Linked DNA regions of Mus musculus: regions 2 and 3 are each linked to region 1. The links are chromatin contacts, found by POLR2A ChIA-PET in ENCODE. All regions are on one chromosome and are shown on one strand. Each heading gives the region's core, a stretch centred on a gene start or an enhancer-like site at or near the end of the contact. The rest is flanking DNA. Distances are from core to core; before and after follow the strand shown. Region 1 holds the start of Ccdc194 (coiled-coil domain containing 194). Region 2 holds the start of Slc27a1 (solute carrier family 27 (fatty acid transporter), member 1). Region 3 holds the start of Abhd8 (abhydrolase domain containing 8).

What was found. ChIA-PET counts read pairs that join two places held with the same protein, here RNA polymerase II (POLR2A).
Region 2: POLR2A ChIA-PET joins it to region 1 with 15 read pairs in embryonic stem cell. The contact joins the promoter of Slc27a1 here to the promoter of Ccdc194 in region 1. POLR2A ChIA-PET finds 5 or more read pairs at or near these places in 4 of 5 experiments (Patski and embryonic stem cell).
Region 3: POLR2A ChIA-PET joins it to region 1 with 15 read pairs in Patski. The contact joins the promoter of Abhd8 here to the promoter of Ccdc194 in region 1. POLR2A ChIA-PET finds 5 or more read pairs at or near these places in 2 of 5 experiments (Patski and embryonic stem cell).

The regions. Positions count from the first base shown.
Region 1 is chr8:71,524,193-71,527,358 of GRCm38, reverse strand. Ccdc194 (coiled-coil domain containing 194) reads left to right here and starts at 1,634. Exons shown (of 4, transcript NM_001370849.1): 1 at 1,634-1,974. The coding sequence starts at 1,648. It also overlaps the pseudogene Gm7850.
Region 2 is chr8:71,569,049-71,572,353 of GRCm38, reverse strand. Slc27a1 (solute carrier family 27 (fatty acid transporter), member 1) reads right to left here and starts at 1,760. Exons shown (of 12, transcript NM_001357182.1): 1 at 1,466-1,760. The coding sequence starts at 1,632.
Region 3 is chr8:71,462,149-71,465,023 of GRCm38, reverse strand. It overlaps Abhd8 (abhydrolase domain containing 8), which reads left to right and starts at 1,367. Exons shown (of 5, transcript NM_022419.3): 1 at 1,367-1,558. The coding sequence starts at 1,549. Mrpl34 (mitochondrial ribosomal protein L34) reads right to left here and starts at 98. Exons shown (of 2, transcript NM_053162.2): 1 at 1-98. The coding sequence starts at 21.

The DNA of each region.
Region 1 (3,166 bases), core at 385-2,884:
TTCCTGGGAAATCCCCAATGGGTCACCCCACCCCCACCCCCACCCCATCAGCACTGAAGTGGCTGATGATGGCCGCTTGCTAACCTGTGCCCTATTCTGGAGGGAAAACTCTCATTTTTGCTTCCCACTTTTACCCTGGGCCTGAACCTCAAAGTTGTGCTCCACTTGGTGGTTGAAGGCTGGAGGTGGGGCCTCCGGGAAGCAAGCTGTGCTGTGTGTCTCTGGTGTGTGGCATCGCCTCCCTGGCCCTGATTTCTCATTTTCTTTCTCACCTTCCTTTTCCTTCCTTCAAGTTTTCTTTTGCCCCCCCCTTCTTTATCTTCCCCTCATCTTTTTTGTCATTGTGAGGACAAGGCTGTGACTCTCTTACTGACGACTGGGAAACCCTGGCCTCACCAAGGGAGGTCACTGAGAAGCAGCTGCCAGGGTTGCGTGTTTTGAGCTGTAGAGGGACGTTCCTAGCGGGTCCATCTGCAGGCGGTGACCAGGATCATTCTCCCAGTGTTTTCTCAAACATTGGCTCCTTCTGACACGAGGGAGGCCCGAAGTAGCAGGTGGCCCAGGAAGCAACGCCTGCTTCAGCCTCGAGGTCTGAGGTGGAACCCCGTTCATGCTGGCTGGGGCTGCCTGTTCTAGCAGTCTCCCAGGCTAATTCCATATTTCTATGCAACTTAATATTTTTATTTTGTTTTTACTCTTTTCAGACTAGGCTCAAGATTCCCCTGCCTCTGCCACCCGAGTGCAGGGATCAGAGGCACTCACATGGCCTAAAGCCTTTGAGTACACTTACTGTAAACACATCCTATTTATATTCTAATCAGTGCTAAACCTCCAGCAGACTCCTATAGCCCCGGCTGGTCTCTAACTGCATCCCTTCCCCCTTCCCCAGGCACGCGCTATCACACACAACTTCCTTTTCATTAACACATGAGGTGCACATTCTTTCAGGAATGAGTCCTCCTCCTGTGTGCTGGGCCTCTGTAGCCACAGGATACAGGAGGAAACAAAGATTCGAGGCTTTGTTTTTTAGAGGCTCAGCTTGGAATGTGGGGCAGCCAGGGAAGACTCCGGTAAAATGAAGGTGGGCTCTCAGTATCTGATGACTGAAGGTGTCCCAGGACCCTCAAGTCGGAAAGAAAGATAAGTTGTATTCTGACCTAGGGAGAACCACCACCCACCCCCACCACCCCGAATTCCTCCTGGTCACACACAAAATAAATTAAATGCAGTTTTAAAAAACCCAACTTTTTAAAAGAACCTTGTATCCCACTTGCATGGAATGAATGAGACCGAGCACAGCCAGTGGAGACCTTGCTACCTCCCAGCTCCCAGTCTCAGTTTCCTCATCAACGGAATGAGCTCACCTGCCACCCCTATCTTCCTAACTCGATTTGGTTTTTGGAGTTCTTCCCCATAGGCTCCTGACTGTCACCAGTCACTGGGGTCAGGGGACCCTGGGGCTCGGAGGGGTCTGGTAAAAGGTCCCCCAGACCATTCCTAGAGTCTGACTGAAGATTGAGATTCCTGCGCGCCCTTCCCTACCCCTCGAGAAGCCGCCGATGGACGGGGCGGAACCGTGGGTGTCCTTGGAACCCCAAGGTGCCAATTAAGTGTGAGTGGCCCTTCTGGGGTCAGAGCTACGGCGGGATGGCAGAGCCAGGTCCGGAGCCGGGGCGCGCATGGCGACTGCTGGCCCTGTGCGGGGCTGCGGTGTTCCTGGCGGCCGCCGCGGCTGGAGGGGCCCTGGTGGCCTGGAATCTGGCGGCCTCGACGGCCCGGAGCCCCCGTTGTCCAGAACCTGAGCAGATGAATGCCACGGTGCGGCCCCCAGACTCGGCACCCGAGGTCGAAGAACTGCGGCGACGGCTGGCCGAAGCTGAGCAAGCCCAGGAGAACCTGGTCTGGCAGCTGCAGCGCGCAGAGGGCGACAAGAGGGAGTTGGAGGCTGCGCTCAAGGCCTGCAAAGACAGCCAGGTAGGGGCAGGGGGAAGCCAGAAGTTCCACAAAGAGAGCTTGCTTGTCCATCTCTAGGGCCTCAGCGTCCTCCGGTCTCCAACGGACGGAGAGGAAGTACAGGACCACCTCAGTTTCTCCTATCATCTATAATGTCAGTTCTTTTTGGAGTCTAACTTCTGATCCACTAAGCCCTTGAGCTATGTGAGATTCTGTGCTGGATCTCTCTTTGCTGCCTCACCCCCACTCCAAGTTCCATCAGTCTTATTTTGAGAGAGAGACACTATGTCACCTGTAATTAGGAGACTAAAGTTGGCCTCTTGGGGTGGTACCAGCAGGACCTCCCTTTTCCTGGGTCATCCACTCAGACTCTTAACCCTTTTGATTCCGCAGCCTCACAACTCGGAGTACTCATGATGTCATTCTGCTGTCCTCTTAGCAGAGGCAGCAGGATCAGGAGTTCAAACTCTTCCTCTGCACCATAAAGAGGTCTGGGGCTGCAGGAGGTCCTATCACAAACTGAAACATGTCAAAAAAAATAGCGATTTACAATTATTATTATTATTATTATTTTGGTCACAGGGCAACTTTATTGAGTGGTAGCATGGTCACACCCAGCAAACGTGTTCCCTCTCATTCTCTCTCTCTCTCTCTCTCACCACACACACACACACACACACACACACACACACACACACACACACACACACACACAGAGTCTCTCTCTCTCTCACACACACACACAGCCCTTGCCACAGTCCAGTTCTCAGCCACAGGGTGGGGAGCCTCCTGGATTATTCGGATCCAGAAGCAACAGGTGCCCGAGGGAGGCTCAGGGGGAGGAAGTGGGGAGGGGGTGCAGAGAGCAGGGGTGGGATAGGTTGGGAACACCCACCAGACAGCTACACGAAGAGTGGGATTCCCCGCCCTGGTGGCTTCAGCTTAGCTGCGCCCCCTTCGAAGGAGTCTTCCAAGGTGTGGCTGAACATTCAGGGTTTGGGAAGGGCAGAGTCCCACTCCGTTTTAGTCCTCTCTGTAGGCTGGGGACTGGAGGGCAAGGCGAGCCGGGTCGGTTGTGGGCTGCTTCAGCTCTGGGGCTCCTCCGGAGCCTCACCACCCTCTTCCCCAGCACTGTCGGCTGTCCACAGCGTCAGGTTGTCTCTCAGGAGCTGCATGATCAGGGTGCTGTCCTTGTAGGAGTCCTCACTTAGGG
Region 2 (3,305 bases), core at 511-3,010, 45 kb before region 1:
CTTGTATGTGTGTATGTGCACACATGGGCACAGGAGCCTGCAGTGGACAGAAGATGGCGGCAGATGACCTGGAACTAGAGCTTGGTAGTGAGCCAGACCCAGGCCCTCTGGAATAGCATCAAGCCTTCTAGGTGCTGAGCCATCTCAACAAGTGGACTACACTCATTTTAACACTGCCACTGGCCCGTTAATCCCAGAGCCTGAGGCAGGAGGATCTCAAGTTCCAGACCAGCCTGGGAAAGAAAGACAAGACAGAGGAATGGGGAGAAAGACAAAAAAGAGAAAAGGAAGAAATGGGAAACTGAATTTCATGAAAGCCTGTCTCCCAAGGTAAAGCAAAGACTGAGCCTGGGCTCAGTGGGCAGAATGCAAAAGTCCTGTGCTACACCCTGGCACAGCAGCAACCTCATGTGTCACCCTAGTACAGGGGAGATAAAGGGAGAGGATCGGGAGTTCCAGGACAGCCTGGGCTCCATGAAGAGTTCCAGGCCAGCCTGGGCTACATGAGAGCCCATTTCCCAAAACAAGACCTGGAGTCCTTGGGAGCGACTGTCACTCCTCACAGTGTCATCTCTGACCACATGACTAATTTGCTTCAAATGAAGTTTCTTTGCTTCTTTAGGAGAAGAAAAAACAGAAAGAAAGAGAGAAAGAAAGAGAGAAAGGAAGAAAGAAAGTCAATCCAGGAAGCAAAGGCAGGTGAGAACCACTAAAAAAAAGAAAAGAAAAAAAGAAAGAAAAAAAGAAAGCTCAGAGCCAGTAAGTCTGTGACCCCCCATTCCACACCATTCTGCTCTGCCCCCACCCCCATAAACCTGTTTCCTCACTCTTAACGATGCCCAGTCTGCCTCCCTGAAGATCTGTGAAGGCACCCAGATGGTCCCACAAGGGTTGACCTGAGACTTTGAATTCCATCAACACTAAGGTTACCCCAGAAGCCTCCATGTTCCCTGCACACCCTGACTCCTCAGAGACGCTGTGCATACACTGTGCATACATAGAGACCGTCCCACCGACCCTGAATAATAGTCAAAGTTCCACACTCACATGTTATCTGAGGGGCCAACACTACAGATTCTTTAGACACCCTAGTCCTGTAGATTCCGCAAGATGCTCCTTCACCCCAAACCTGTTCATTCCAAGAATCTGGACAGTGGGTCACCCCACTAATCCCACAGAAGCCTCTCACAGTCTACACCACGCCACCGGAACCCCTAGTACTCTCAATACCCACCAGCTACCCACTCTAACGGTGGCAAACGACCACCCTAACAATTCCCCCCAGAGTTCTGTCTTCTGCAGGACCCTGCAGAGCCCTCCAGTCAGTCATTCCACCTTCTGGCCCCAGCCCAGACAATAAAACCAAATTCAGGCCATAAGGGGACCCTCACACCACCCTGCAAGACTCTAGCTCGCCCGAGGGCCATGCATCCACGACCCCTAAATTTCAACTCCATCTACTTACAAGAGGTCTCGCCTCGCCGTCTTGCAGACGATACGCAGAAAGCGCCAGCCGCCGCCACCCACGTACACACAGAACGCCGCCGCCGCGCTCCAGGTCCACGGAAGTCCCAGAAACCAAAGCAGCGCCAGTGAGGCCACAGAGGCTGTTCCTGCTCCAGGAGCCCGCATCCTGCGGAGCACACAGCTGAGACCGCAGGTACCGCCTCCCACCTAGTCCTGATCCCGCCCAGGTCACGTCACAGACCCTGGCCGCGTTCTTTTTCCACACTGTAGCCTAAACCCAAACGCTTTTACTACAAGCCTGGCCCCGCCCCCAGCGTGTACCTTAGTATCAGGTCCCGCCCCGCCGCCGCTGAGCTAAGCACCAAGAAAGCCAAATCCAACCAGTTTACTTAACATTGACCGCCTCAAGGCCTGGGATTGGCTACTTCCATATCAATCTTTATCCTCCGCCCATCAAAGCCAGACCTCCCCCCTTCCCCAAGCACTGACCACGTGGCTAGACACCCCCACGGTCAAGCTCCACCCTTGAGCTTCAGCCCTCCAAGCCTGGGGTCGCCTAGTAACCCGCACACACCTAGGCCCTTCGCAGCCAATGGTCCAGGCCATGCCCTAATGTCGCCTCATCCCTCCTCTGTGTCTCAAAATTCACTTGTTATCCTCATGCTTATCCGGCCTCAGAGGCTGGGTGTTCCTACAAGGACAGCCTCCATCATCCCCCTCATCATTAGGCCACGCCCCAACTGAGGCCTCTTTCTCCGCCCACATTGGGAGCCTCAAATCAAAGTCCGGCAACCTGATCGAGGCTCCTCCTCCAGATGAAGGCCTGTGACCCCACCCCCCTAGCTCACAGGTGATCACTCTACCCTCAAATCCCTCCCTACAGGTGAAGCCTTTGACCCCGCCCTCAGCAGTCCCAACATTCCGCCCCCATCCGCACCTCCGCACTGACCCGGGCTACGCGCCAGGTGATGCCTATGGCTCCGCCCACAGGCGCGGGCCCGCCCACAGTCCCGAGACTATCTGGCATTCGGGACCCAGATTCTACCTGAGCCTCCCGCGTTGCCTCCAGGCTTCGACAGTCACTGTTCACAGAGAGGCCCGGTCCGTGCGGCCCACCTAGTCCCGCCCCAAACCTTCCAATCCGCGGCCAAAAGCTCTCAGCCCCTCAACCCGGCTCCGCACCGGCCGACCCCCTTCCGGAAGGCTTAGGCCATCGAGAAGAACCGCGGGCCAGAGAGCCCGCAACCCAACGAGACTCTCAAGCTAGAGCGGCTAGCCCAGGGTACCTACGAGTCTCCACGGCAACCAAGCGGTGAAAACAAGCAGGTGCTGAAGGCGGGGCTATGGCTCCAGGGGTGTGGCTCCGTCCCGCTAAATCCCAGAAAGTCTGCAAGATCCCCATCCCTGCGCCCATGACCCACTCCCGCCCAGCGCCTGCCTGTGCTGGAGCTTGCCTGATCCAGCTTGTCCTAGATCCAAGCCCCGAGGCTTCTCAGCATTCCAGACTCCGAGAAAGTCGAAATTCACACCCGGGGGTGGAGAGAGCTGCAAAGGCAGCTCTTTGAGATAAGGAGCCCCCAAATCCCAATTCTACCTCCCAAACCTTAACAAGTCACATCCCATTACCCCAGGGCTCACATCAGCTCCCATCCTCCCTCGACATGACCCTTTCTTGCACGCCAGGAGCACCCCCAAGAGACCGTAATGCACCCCAGAATCTCTTGTTGCTCCCCAAAGGCAAGAGCCCCCTCAAGCCATGTTAGCATTCCAGAATCCTAAGCGCCTATCCAGAGGCGCCCCAATCCCTAGCCTCTTGCTGGGGTGCCCCCACCCTTGCT
Region 3 (2,875 bases), core at 118-2,617, 62 kb after region 1:
GCACCGGGCTAGGAAAGCCATATCCAGCGGCGGGTCAATGGTCCGGTCGTCCGGGTCAATGCCAGTTCCTACACTCTGGGCTCCTTGACAATGCCTTCTGGGAAATGTAGTTCTTGTTGCCGCGGGGCCTTCCGGGAGCTGTAGTTCCACACCTGCAGGTGACGATAGTGGGGTGGGGGTTGGGGGATGTCTGTCCTCAGTGGCATGTAGTTCTCCAAAATGACCAGGAGAGGGCGAACGAATGTAAACTCCTGCGTGTGCGTATGACATTCTGTCCCCCTGGCCTTCTGGGAGTTGTAGTTCTTCGCCTCGGCCACTGGTAGAGGGCGCCCCAGAGTGGTGGTGACGACTCTGGCAGCAGTCTGGAGAACTGGCTGCTGGCCTTTTCACCCGCCCTCATTGAAGACGGGCAGCTGGCACGCAGCGGGCTGGCAGCTTCTTGGCGCCCGCAGCCAAGACTTCTCTTGGCGCGCGGCCCGGATGTCCTTGAGTTCCAGCTCTTCATAATCTCGAAAACTCGTGCGTTGTGAATTTGCTCTGGTTAGTTTAATCCTTCAGGCTGGCCTGGGGGAATTTTCTTCCCGCAGCTCAGATCTGGACTCCTGTTCACACACCTTCCATAGCTCTCCACTGTTTAAAGAAGATGTCCAGACAGCCGTGCCAGCAGCCACAGGAAGCCGTACACACCAGCATTTCTGAAGTTCATGGTCCTTACCATGAACTAAATGGTAAAATGGCTAGTTGTGCCTACAAATAATTGAGGCGATGTGTTGAGTACTTATTGTATGTAGAAGGTGTGTAGAAGGGATGGCGACAAGTGTTTGGGCTGCACCTTGAGCCCATGAGCGAACAGCGCGCCAGGGTGGGAAGGTTAGCCTGGGGCTCAGTCTTGGTGTAGCAGAGACCCCATCACTAGGATGCAATTCCCATTCGCTAGTTCTGCAGCAGCTCTGACACTTCTGACACAGCCTCTGGTTCAAATGCCTGCCTTGATGTTTTGTCTGTTTCCCGACCTGAAAGTGTAGAGATTTGGAAGTGTGCAGAACGAGAAGGTCAAGAGACAGAGGGCATACCGCCTTGCGGGAGGCAGAAGCTGGCTGAGGAGACCCTGTCCCAGACAGAGCACATCCACCACACCCCCAAGCTACTCGCTGTCCCTCGACTGCAAGCCCTTCTCGGTCCAGGCTCTAGCCCATCCCTCCCTCATTCCCCCCAAACTCTTCACAGGGGTGGGGCTGCTGCTTGCAGACCGCGCGCTGATCCTGGGAAGAGAAGCCTCTGGTTGGACGGTTATCTAGGCCAGACGGCTCGCCGCTGCCATAGGCCGAGATGCCTGCCCATCTGCTCCAGGCCCCGCCCACGCTGGGTGGGACTTACAGGGCCGGTTTGCTACGCGGCTGCGGGATGCCCCTGCGTTGACCGTCCGGGCCCGCGCCTGTCCGCGCTAATGCGGCCAACCCCGCACCACCATGTAAGCGGCACCTGCAGGTGGACGCTGGCTTCTCCGCCCGGGACCCCTGCGTCCTGCCTCGGGCCCCGGGCCCCTCGATGACCTCAGGTGAGCTGGCTCTGTTCCCCGAGAGAGGAGTCACCAGGCTGCCAGGCCTCCACTGAGGGGTGGGGGGTGTCGCTGCCGGGGGTGGATAACCGCCAAGCTCCGCATTCGTACTGCTAGGATGCTGCGGAACCCCGGTAGCCTTGACCCCACCGCGGGGGTGACGAACTCCAGGGAAAAGCGGGTCGGGCTGGGAAACAGGACTGGCGCTGCGCTTTAGAGAAGCCGCCACAGTCGGGGTTCCACAGCCTTAGAAATGAGGAGCAAGGCCTGCTTTCCCCTCAAGTGCATCCGGGGCTATCACGAGCGGGGTATTTAATGACCATCACTCCAGCGGCGCCCAGGCCGTGATGGAAAAACGAAGCTGGCCCCATCCCTATGCCTCAGACAATGGGGGTGTGCTGCTCCGGTATCCCCTGGAGTTATGTAACCGCCTGTGGTTGTCATGGACACCGGGGGGGGTGGCCAAGGGAACCGGATGGAGGCCCAGAGCCCCCAGTCAGGTTCTGCCTTTATCTTCCTGGCTGCCACTAGGGTTGTGTACCCTTTGAACACAGGATGCTGAGGGCAGCAACCTCCATCAGTTCTCGATACTGTGCAAGTCAGCTCTAGCTCTCTTCTGAACCTGGAGCCGGATACAACCCGAGTTCTAGTGGCCAACATCCTTCCCCCGCCTCATTCGTCACTAGTCAGATTAACACTAGAGGCCTGAGCTAAGAACTTTGACATTTTAGAATAAGAGCCAGGCTTTATGGGCTGTCATCTCACCACCCAGGAGCTTGGGCACAAGGTTGAGGCCAGCATGGACTACAGAATGAAACCCCGTGTAAAAGGTTGGCAGTGATCGGGGTTCACACTAGTCATTCTAGTACTGGCAGAGGTGGAGGCAGGAGGATTGCAAGGAGTTTGAGACCAGTGTACAGCCCAGGACGACAGAATGAGACCTTGTTTCAAAAACAAACCAATGGCATCATGTTGATGCACATCTGTCACCCCAACACTTGGGAAGGTAGAGGCAGGAGGACTGTGGGAGTTCGAGGTTCCCTTTGGTCTTAGGAACACCTGTATGCTCAACCTGCTACAACTCCGGAGGTGGAAGGCAGAGCAAGGTCAGTCTGGGCAGCATGAGGATTTCCAAGCCAGCCTGGGCTACATGAGTTTCTTTCTCAAAAGTAAGCATGCAAACCAGCTTGCATCCATGCTTGCATAAATCAGTGTGTGGATGAATTTGTACATAAAGATACGGATTTGTGAATAAATGATAAACTCCAGCTGGTGGGGCAAGGGTCTCCTTGCAATGGGCTCTTGCTTTAATGTTTT